2 separate regions of the Homo sapiens genome follow, and region 2 is linked to region 1. A link is an interaction called in ENCODE POLR2A ChIA-PET data of the cell type or tissue named here. Cell type or tissue: GM12878. All regions are shown on one strand. Each heading gives the region's core, and the rest is flanking DNA. Links, peaks and the distances in the headings are about the cores only.

What was found. ChIA-PET counts read pairs that join two places held together with the same protein. Peaks named below come from ENCODE experiments on the same cell type or tissue, not always from the same donor. Only the 100,000 strongest peaks of a DNase experiment are listed, where the experiment ranks them.
Region 2: POLR2A ChIA-PET joins it to region 1 with 6 read pairs; 1 of 35 experiments calls an interaction of 5 or more read pairs at or near these places.

What each region holds. Positions count from the first base shown.
Region 1 is chr6:72,680,952-72,686,337 of GRCh38, reverse strand. All of the region lies in intron 1 of KCNQ5 (potassium voltage-gated channel subfamily Q member 5), which reads right to left. Among named protein-coding and RNA genes, the nearest start is that of KCNQ5-IT1, 53 kb to the right of the region's middle. In GM12878, for the core only: no CTCF peak of the experiment used is centred there; DNase peaks (open chromatin) are centred at 2,357 and 3,087; H3K4me3 peaks cover 1,010 bases; H3K27ac peaks cover 2,188 bases.
Region 2 is chr6:73,077,490-73,082,875 of GRCh38, reverse strand. It overlaps KCNQ5 (potassium voltage-gated channel subfamily Q member 5), which reads right to left. Exons shown (of 14, transcript NM_019842.4): 4 at 5,379-5,386; 5 at 4,989-5,114. Among named protein-coding and RNA genes, the nearest start is that of KCNQ5-AS1, 63 kb to the left of the region's middle. In GM12878, for the core only: no CTCF peak of the experiment used is centred there; a DNase peak (open chromatin) is centred at 2,795; H3K27ac peaks cover 397 bases.

The DNA.
Region 1 (5,386 bases), core at 101-5,100:
AGCTCGAGGGAACATCACAAAATTTGATAATACAGTTTGTTGGCAAGGTTCAAAGTCTTACTCTTTCTTATATTGGAAACGGGTAGGACCCTATGTGAAGCAATAGCAAATCTGCCAAAATTTTACACAGTTTGACCCAGTCATGTTATGAGCTGAATTTTCAACATATTAAAGTTCATATGTTGAAGCTCTAATCCCCAATGTGATATTATTAGGAGGTGAGACATTTGGGAGGTAAATCAGGTTTCGATGAGGTCATGAAGATGAAGCCCCATAAGGGGGTCAACATCCTTGAAAAAGAAGAGATACCACAGCTCTCTCTCTAAACATGCACAAAGAAGAGGTCACATGATCACGCGGCTAGGTGGCAACTATCTGCAAGCTAAGAAGAGGACCCTCACTAAGAATTGAATCTGTTGGCATCTTGATCTAGGACTTTCCTGCTCTAGAACTGTGAGAAATAAATGTCTATTGTTTAAGCCACTCAGCAATGGTATTTTCTTAGAGGAGCCCAAGATACATTTCTAGGAAGTTATCCTCTTGATATACTAACATACAAGTAAAATGACATTCATATAAGCATTTTCCTTGAAATATGATAGACAATATTAGAAATAATTGAAGGCAGTTAAATAAATTAGTTCACATCCATTTGATGGAATTCTGTATACTATGAAAATGAGTAAGGCAGTATTGTATAAACTGCTAAGGCATAATATACAGTGTGTATGATATGATAACATTTATGAAAAAAACAAAAACTTACATCCATAGTGATAATGCATACAACATCTCTGAAGGATATAAAAAATGCAAGGATAGTAGTTGACTCTGGAGTAAGAAATTGGTTGTCAGGGGGCCAGGAACGGGATGGAAGAATTCTCACTGTTAACCACCATATATCTTTTGATTTTGTATTATATGCATGTATATCCAGCTCAAAAGAAAAGGAACAAAACCAGTGTATGTTGGAATGCATATAGTTTTGTTAACTAAAAACTGAGCTTCAATTCAAAACAATATGTTTCTCTTGACTGAGGGATTTACTCTAAGCAAACCTCTTAGTGAGTAGCCAGAAACTTTTTGTATCACAGACAGAAACCATTGAATTAGGACCTCAGCTCTTTGGGTCCAGGCTTTCAATACAGGTTACTAAAATAGATAAAATAGAACTTACAAACCAAATCAGAGTTTGCCTGGATTCATTCAATCATTCTGCACAACACATAGCCCTACACCCTCTCTCTTCATCTCATTTTAAGGGCCCTTTTCTCTTTCTTGTTCAGTGTGCTTATTTGTGCTTGTTTTGTTTTTGGCCTGAAGTACAAACAAACAATATAGAGGGAGGGACAATGGTGTAGGCCAAGAAATGCAGCCCAGTGGAATGTTTCTTAAGAATTATATAGAGGAGAGATGGAGCAATGCCTAGGGGCCTCAGAAATACACAGACAGACACACACGCATACACACACACAGAAATACACACATACACACACACAGACACAAATGCATACACACACATTCTTTATCATATGCCAGCATTATTAATTCATATTAACAAATGTAACATTTTGTTATTTCATAAATTAATATGTCAATATTTGGAAGGTTTTCATAACTAGTGAACTAAAACTTTCCAAATGACAATGCATAGCATTACACAGATAACATATGCAAAGGCCCATTCCAAGTGCATGAAAACAACACTTTTTCTTGCATTATAATTTTTGATTGACAGACCATTGTACCTATTTTGGAGATACAGTGTGATATTTTGATACATGTATACAATGTGTAATAATCAATATCAAGGCCTGATACTAATGCCCAGGTGGCAGAGGCAAGTCTATCTCAAAGACACTGATGAAAGATTTTTGGAAACTTTTACTGTCTGCCTCTGTGGATGGAGATTTCCAGGCAAAATAGTTAAGAAATAGTTTCTTGGGAAGAAACCACAATACTTTGTCGGTGTAGGCTCTCACTCTACTACATGGATGTGCCTTAAAATTGGCAAGCAGCTAGGATCTTTTCTGTAGGTATCCTCCAGTGTCAGGGAAGCGTGGGATGCCATTGCTGCCAGTGCACACAAAAGCCTCAGGATCTGACTAAGGAAGGATCTTGAATGAATAAGGACCTTGGTGACTATGGATGGTGGAACCCATACTCATTCGGAATTGGAAGGCTAAGAGAATCATGTCGGGCTTTTTGTTTTTGCTTTATAGAGACCAGGTGATCATGCCATGTGCATAATAGGTAATGATTATACATACATGAACAGAGTTTTCTTGTAGGTTTTGAAATCAAAAGACCTGTGTGTTGATATTGACCATGTGGGTTGGTAAGCTAAGTCTCAGTTTCATTATTACTAAAATGAAGATACCGATGGCTTTCTCACAGGTTAAGACTTTCCATGAGGACAGAAAATGATGTGAAAACATAAAAGAAAAACTAGCTGTTAGCAGCAATTATAAAATTATAAGCTCCAGACAATGTAAACCTAAACATTTTGACATAATTACTTTATTCATCATAACTTGGTAAGTTGGTAAGCAGTTACACAAATGGCATTTTTTTTTTTTTACCACACCAAACATACAAACCCAGGCATTCCTAAGAGACATCTAAACCATATACAATTAAGACCAGCTGGGCAAGAGAAAAAGTATATGTGGGCCAGGCGCAGTAGCTCACGCCTGTAATCCCAGCCCTTTGGGAGGCCGAGGCAGGTGGATCATGAGTTCAGGAAATCAAGACCATCCTGGCTAACATGGTGAAACCCCGTCTCTTCTAAAAATACAAAAAATTAGCCGGGTGTGGTGGCACATACCTGTAGTCCCAGCTACTCGGAAGGCTGAGGCAGGAGAATGGCGTGAACCCGGGAGGCAGAGCTTACAGTGAGCCGAGATTGCGCCACTGCACTCCAGCCTGGGCGACAGAGCGAGACTCTGTCTCAAAAAAAAAAAAAAAAAAAAAAGTATATGTGGCTAACAAGCACTTGCTTCAAGCTCCCACCAAAGACCAGAATCCAAGAGTAAGTGAGAATGTGTGTGCTGATTTCTCCCTCCTCTGACCACAGGTACCTGAAAATGGGGGATTCTGAGAGCCTCAGAAAGTCTGACAGCAAAGGCTTGGCTTTGGGGTTCAGACACACTTTAGCTTGAGAACTAGTTTTAACACTTAGCATTTGTGTGAACTTGAGTTAATTACCCATAATTTCTCCACTTAACAAAATTGTGGTAAAACAGGTGAAGCAGTAAGGACGCCATCTTCCATCCTCTGCATCCAGGCCAAGGAAGACACACTGAGTTAAAAAATCACGTATGGCTGAGGGCAGAGCCATCCTTAAAGAAGCTGTCCTCTCCAGAGAAGGTAGTGAGACATTTCTAAGTGGGGCAGCGATCAGCTCCTCTTTTCAACATAAAAACGTAAAGAGGCTCCTGGAGGAGCCTTTCTCCTCTTTCTTTGGTAAGTGTGAAAAAATCAGCAGATTAGGTCTTTCCCTTCCACAACCCTTTCATCCTCGCCACCCTGGCCTTGACCAATTAAAGACTCATTGGAGCTCCTAAGCACCTCTCCATCCCAGTCCCACCCTTGTTCCTAATGGTAAAATAGAAGATACCAGGAATAATCTATTTTCATTATGAATCAATTTAAAGAGCTTACTTTCATGATTCTTCATAGAGATAGAAAATTTATTAAGAGTAAAGTAGGGGTATAAGAGGAGTACTTTGAGGGCTGGATTCCTGAGACAGGGAAAGAGGCCATGGCAGAGAACTTGGACAGCTAAGAGTGGGTTGAAGCACTTGATGTCTGAGCACTGAAGGGAAGGTCAGAAAAGCAGAATGAAAGGAAGCAAGGAAGACATAAGTGTGGGGCCAAAGGAAAAAAAAGGTACAAATCCTTTTTGTAAACTGAAAATAAGGAGAGAATCAGAGGATAGTAGAGCTGGAAGAAATTTAGAATATTATCACTTCCAGTACCTTCAGAAACAAACACCTTTAAGGGTCAGGCAGGGAGTGTTAATCAGGGAAGTTGGCTGGTTGTGATACAATAGATATTGGAGAAGACCGTGGAGAACTAGAGCAAGCATTTTGTTCCTAAAAACAATATAGAGCGTTTTTTGTTTTGTTTTGTTTTTTTAATACTGTGCTGGCCAAAGAACATAACCATGTGAGGAATTGTCCAATCCCTGTAATGTTACAGATGGGACTGCCAAGCATTAAAATATCTAAGGAAGTATTTTATGAAGTGGCTTTGGACAGAGATAACTCTACTGAGGCTCTTTTCTCCACATACTTGAAAGCTGGGACCATGGATCTGAAGGATCTCACAAGAAGGAGGTCACTCCAGGAAATCCTCAAGTCCTGGGGAACTCCAGGATTTTTCCAGTTCCCCCTCAGGGAAGAACTCATTTGATTCTCCAAGGCAACCCAGGAGCAAATCTAGGATAGGGCTAGAGAATCCTCAAGGGAAAATTTAAATAATTTAGACTGACTCCATATTCTATAAGTCAGAAAGGGGCACTGAAGATATTGAAAGGGAATGGTTCACAGGTTTATCCCATGAAAACTCTATCACATCTTCTGAATGTCCTGGGATCACAGCATGATGATGATAAGCTGTGGGGATAAGCTTAAAGGGGCAACTGTGAAGGCGCAAGATCCGGAACAAAAGCTGGCAAAACAGGTTTACTTAGGGCATGCATGCAGAGGCTGCATCTTTTGGGCCACATAAGTCATATTATCATCAATATTATGGATTTGAAGCATCTATGGTTTTAATGTCAAACATTAATTATCCATCCTTGACTAGTTCAAAGAGAGAGACTTTGGATCTGGGTTTGAATTTCAGTTCTGTTACTTATTAGCTAGCTGACACAAGGAAAAGTCACTTCATTCTTCAGTGGCATACTTCTCTTGCCTGTAAAATAGAGATAATAAAACTTATCCAGGAGGGTTGTGATGCTAAGAGGTAACGTGTAGATGCAAAGAGCCCAACAGAGAATAATTACTCAATGAATAAAAGCTATTATTATCTCTTATCATCATTGTTATTGTTATCATAATAGTAGTTACAAACTAGCATCATCACACAGCAAGCCCCCGTTGCTTTATTCTCACATACACAGAAAGCCCCCATTGCTTTCTTCTCACGTCCTCAATGTTGTAACTTCCAAACATGCAGGATCTGCGTGCTCTATAAGAGAGCTCCAATAAATGCACAGCTCACTCAACTTGTGTCCTGGTTTACAGAAGTAAGTAACAGGAGAAGCAGGGCTTTCATAGCCCTTCCACACTTTTTTACTCAAGTGCTTTGGTATACAATTAGTAAGCAGTGTTTCCAGCAGCTTCTGATTTGCAGTAAGTAATTGCAGTCTAGTGCTCTT
Region 2 (5,386 bases), core at 291-5,290, 400 kb before region 1:
AACATGCTGACTCTTTGCAAGCATTCAAACAATGTTCAGAACAGAATTCTGTGGATACTAAAGAGCATTTTGTGCTCTGCAAGCCTCAGTATGTTTTGTGGGAGTGAGGAGTGTTGGTTAATCTGGCCAGTCAGTGAAGAGGAAATAAGTTCTGAGAGCTTCTACTCTATTCTAAAACAAATACAATATTTACATAAGTGGGCAAGTAAACTAAATAGTGTTTCGTGAGCTTTGATTTCCCACACCCATGTGAGCGTGACATTTTGCTTATATATACGTGTGTGTAAGAGATGAGAAGCAGGAGAATAGAGAGATGGATCTTTACATCACGATATTGGACATAATTCCATTTTTTTTCCTCATTCCAGAGCTTGTAAGAGATATGCTGGTGAACATGCACTGGATAGATTACATTTTTATTATAAAAATCTTCTGTGATTCATACTCGTGACTTTTGAGTATGATCTTTATAATATCATAGGTAAGGTCATGACGTTTTGAATTTACTTTTTAAAATTAAAAACAAATTACAAGTGACAAAAATGTCCACCATCTCTTTCAGTAAAGTTCTAGGCAGAGTAGTATTCTCCTTAAGTGAGAAGCTGCCATTTCTTGCCACAGTTCTTAAACTGAGAAGCTGGCAGCTGCCTTTTCAGGCTGCAGGGTAACAAGGCGGATGAGGATCTGGGCAGGGATGGTCTGCTTTGCCCTGCTACCTCCCCACAGCTGGCCTCAGGAATCCCTGGTATTTTGTACCATCTCTTCAGCTGGACCATTTATTTGAAGGCGTCTTGCAGATAGAAACAGCTTAGATATATTTTGGCCCTTATGTTTCCTATGCTCAAATACAGTCACACAGGTGAAAGAAAATACATTCTGAAAATCTGTGGGTTGGAAATGTTGGCATAAAGTTGTAATTATGTTAGGAAAATCTGAGGTGGAGTGGGGGCACCTTCGTGTGTTTAGCATTCAGGAATTCTTCCTCAGAAATAATACTGAAAAACAAATGAAAACTCTGGTCCAGACTTTTCTTGATTTTTTTTTTAAATGAGATGGCTGAGGCTATGGTCAGATTATAATTTAAGACACTGGTTAGGCTAAAGTTTTTTTTCTTTTCAATAGCAGAATTAATTCCAAATCAGGAGATATAAATCCTTCTTTCTTTCAGGCAACAAATCAACAAATATTTATTGACCTGATTTTGAAGATACAATTATGTTTTTAGTAAATCTATGTACATTAGTTTATAGCTAATGTGTTCAGGTGAACAATATACTGTTGGTAGATTTCCGTGGCACGGTATAATTCTCCCCAAGGGAGTCTTTGAGGCAGGGTCTCACTCAAGCACCCAGGCTGGAGTGCAGGAAAACCTGATCTTAAGTTATTTCAAAATAAATCTAAAGCAGATCAAAAAGAGAAAAATCACTCCCACAAAACAGGAAGGATTTAATAACAGAAAATAACTCCAGGGAAACCCATTCTTAAATTATTTCAGAATAAATCTGGAACAACCAAAAATGAGAAAAATAACAATAGAAAATGATAATAAATGGAGCTCTATCCAACAATCAGAAGATCCCCTTTTCCAGCAACTCTCAGTGCCTCAGCTACTAGAGCTACTTCCCTCTTCCATTTTCTGCCATCAATGCAACTTTAGTTGCCACATCAGAACCCAGGACATCTTTTCATCACAACCTCCAATTCCCAAGCCTCTTCTGTGTTCAAACTGTGGGTCTGCATCAAAACACATAGCTCTTTTTTTGTTCCTTTTGTATTAAAGGTGCTTTCATTTAACTTCCACAGCAATGATGTCTACACCAACAATAGCTCTCATATTTGATTGGGCACTTGCTATGTTCTTGGTACCAGGTCTTTTATATCTATTTCACTTACTCAATGAACTAGGTATTGCTATTCACTAATATGAAACTGCTTTCAGGGATCAAAGTTTTTTGGGCAGCACTGATCCCACCATGATATCCCTCCAAATGTTGATCTAGGGGACAGATCTCACTATCTTAATGGAAGGAGTTCCAGAGTTAGTATTGAAAATTCACTGGCACAGCGTATCTGTGGAACAAAACCTATATTTTGATACTTAATGTTGATACTGTGGGATCTTTTAATATAGGGGATTTCCTTTTTTCATCAAAGTGTAACACTTAGAAATACTCTCATTTAGGATGCTATCATTTCCCTATTTATTCTGGATACTTCCATAGTTATTAAGGTTTCCATTAGGTGCAACATGCGCAATTTTAACTAAGAAATACCCAACCATAATTTTCACTAAGGTCTTGATTAATGTATAAATAAAAGGTATAATAGTCTAAATTTATTTTATTTCCCACTAGGAATCTAGTATATGTTCTTCTTAAAATGAATAGAAACAATGAGCTCTCTTGTTTGTTTGCTTCTTCTGTCTTTTTAGGATTCAGACAATTTCATTAATGAGTCAGTTAATATCAACAAACCTGCTACGGACCAATAAGGCCTTAAAAAATTCTTCGAAGTTTGATCTCTTATAAAATTTTTACTCTCATATTCAAGACTAGATTTTTTTTAAAAATAGAAACATAATTAGGCCATTCAGGAACCTGTTAAGTACGGGTTAAATGTCAGTCAAATTAGCAGAACTGAAAGGCAAATCAATGAAAATGTTTCTTCCCCTGAAAGTCACAGATATGACCTTTGAAAACCTACCGTGTGGGTTATTCTGGCAAAAGAAACAAACTGATGACTAACTGAGAGGTATATTAAGAGTTTCCCACACACTGTTTAACACACAATACAGCAATTCTTTTTTGTAATAAGGAGAAATGGAAGACTAATAAAAAGAAAGATAATGAGCTCCCAGGCTAAACTCACCAACAACTGCATCTCAGTGGCAAAAGGGGCACCTGGGTGCCTCAGTAAGTCAAATACATTAGAATTATCCAAGAGAAGCAAAAATTAAACTTGAATTCAAACCATTGCTTTGAAGGCTGGGATGATAAACTGTCTTCCCCTTGCTGGCAAGAAAAGCCTCCTGTTTTCTCAGTTTACAGTTTATCCCATCATGAGTCACAGATTTTCATTTGCTCTCTACATATAAAAAGTATTTTAAGAGTGTCAGATGACTGCTCTCTTTCAAGCTTCCACTCTTTTTCGAAATGCCCATTATTGCTTGTGAATAGTGAAGAGCAGCCGGAAACCACATTATTAAACCAACGGAATCCTTTGAAACCAATGGCATAATCTTGTAGACATTTACTTAGATAACTTAAGAAAAAAATTCGAATCTTTAGGTGAATGTATTTCTCATTTTTATTCATTTTATTGCTGCTATGCAATCAACAAATACAACAAGTTCTGCTAAATACAGCCCTAACAAATTTTCCCCCTCTCTGACAAATGTTCTGGGTCTTGCTGATGAGCTTTTGATGACTAGTGGAACAATGCAACAATTGGTAACTCTGTGCTTCACTAAACAAACAAATAAAAAGCCTATCATTGTTTAAATCACAGCTTAAGAAAATGATATATTTTTATTTTGGCAACAATCTAGAACTCAAGAAATACTAAGGGTGGTTTAAAAGAGAACTCACGGGGTTTTTTGAACCAAAACGATATGGACATTCTTTAGACAAGCATTTATAATCTACCTGCCAGGCTTAAGTGATTCTGCCACCTCAGCCTCCCAGGTAGCTGGAACTACAGGAGTGTGCCACCACACCTGGCTAATTTTTGTATTTTTTGTAGGGATGGGGTCTTGCCATGTTGCCCAGGCTGGTCTCAAATGCCTGAGCTCAAGCAACTGGCCCGCCTTAGCCTCCCAAAGTGCTTGGATTACAGGCGTGAGCCACCATGTTTGGCTATGATTATTTTCATATAACTCCCCTTTGGAATACCTTAAAGGAATAAAATAAAAAGAAATGTAATTTATACATTGCATAAAGCACTCCTATATCCCATGTCATTCTTATTACGGCATAGCTCCAATGACTGTTTCATAAATTCTTTACAATGCAGGGAAAATTTTTGCTTCAGTGGAAAACTATGCGTTGTTCAGAGTACACCCTTCCAGGTTTTTGGATTCTGATTTTATGGGGCTCTGCTCTTTTCATAGCCTTTGAGCTATTTTACAACTCTGTAAGTTGTTGATAACTGGTAGCAATGCAAAATAATTCTTGCCTATGGACATGTAAATAAATTCTGCCTAGTGGAGGTTGAACTGACTTCCCTCCCACACTGTGGAAGGAGCCAGTTTTGCCTCTATTTGCACATTGATTTCAATATTCCTGATCTTTAAATGTTTCTGTCCTTTGGATAGTGCTTTGAACTGGTTTTAACATCTTACTGGTTTCTTCATTAATAATGACTTAAACTTTTAAAATGAGTTAAATGAATGTTTAGCATGTGTTAATTTTCTTTCTATGTAAGAATCATGATTTTACTTTATTTATTTGGAAAATTATTCTTTAATAATATAAAGAAAAAGTAGGTTTTGAGAGGAAAGTTTTGAAATTAGGTGACTATAATCTCTGATCTCACAGATGGTTACCAGTCTTCTTTTTCATTTCTTTGTGCTGCAATTTTATTCACAGCTTCCATTCATTTTTTAACCCCAGATAAACTTTTGAAGAGCGGAAAATCAATGCAACAATTGATCATTTAAATTTGTGCTCCACAAAGTTAAAACAAATAAACAAACTATCAATGTTTTAATCACCATTTTAAAAATGATATATATTTATATATTTTATATATTTTTAATTTTGGCAACAATCTAGCACTCAAGAAATATTAATGATGGTTTACAAGACAACTTAGTTGGCCTAAAAAGATGTGGAAAGCCTTTAGACAATAATAAGTAGTATTTATTTTCCATATAACTCTCTTTCGCAATTTAATATTTTTATTGAAACCATCCATAGGAACCATTACGTTGTATTAAAAAAAAACAATTCACAACATCCAATAAATAAAAAATGTATTTTTATACTTACTGTGCCCCACCAGAGAGCATCTGCATATGTAGAAAACTCTTTATTGGCATCCTTTTCCACCAGATAGACAAGGAAAGACGAAAAAATAAGAACCAAAAATCCTATGTACCAAGCTGTGATTAATTCCTAGATATAAAAGGAATGAAAGATTTTTAGAGGTGGGAAATCTTTGAAAAAGGAAAAAAGAATTCTATGAGGATTCTATTCACTTTACTACTTCTTGGATGTTTATGATGGCTCTTAAATAATCCATTGTACATCATGTCCCAAAATTGTTTTAACCATTTTCTGCAATGACTAAGTTTTCTTGTGACAGGTTTATTAACTATTACAGCGATCAATGAAAAAGTTTCAAAAATTGTGTTTTTAAATTCAGAGAGCAAATCTTACCTTGCTGT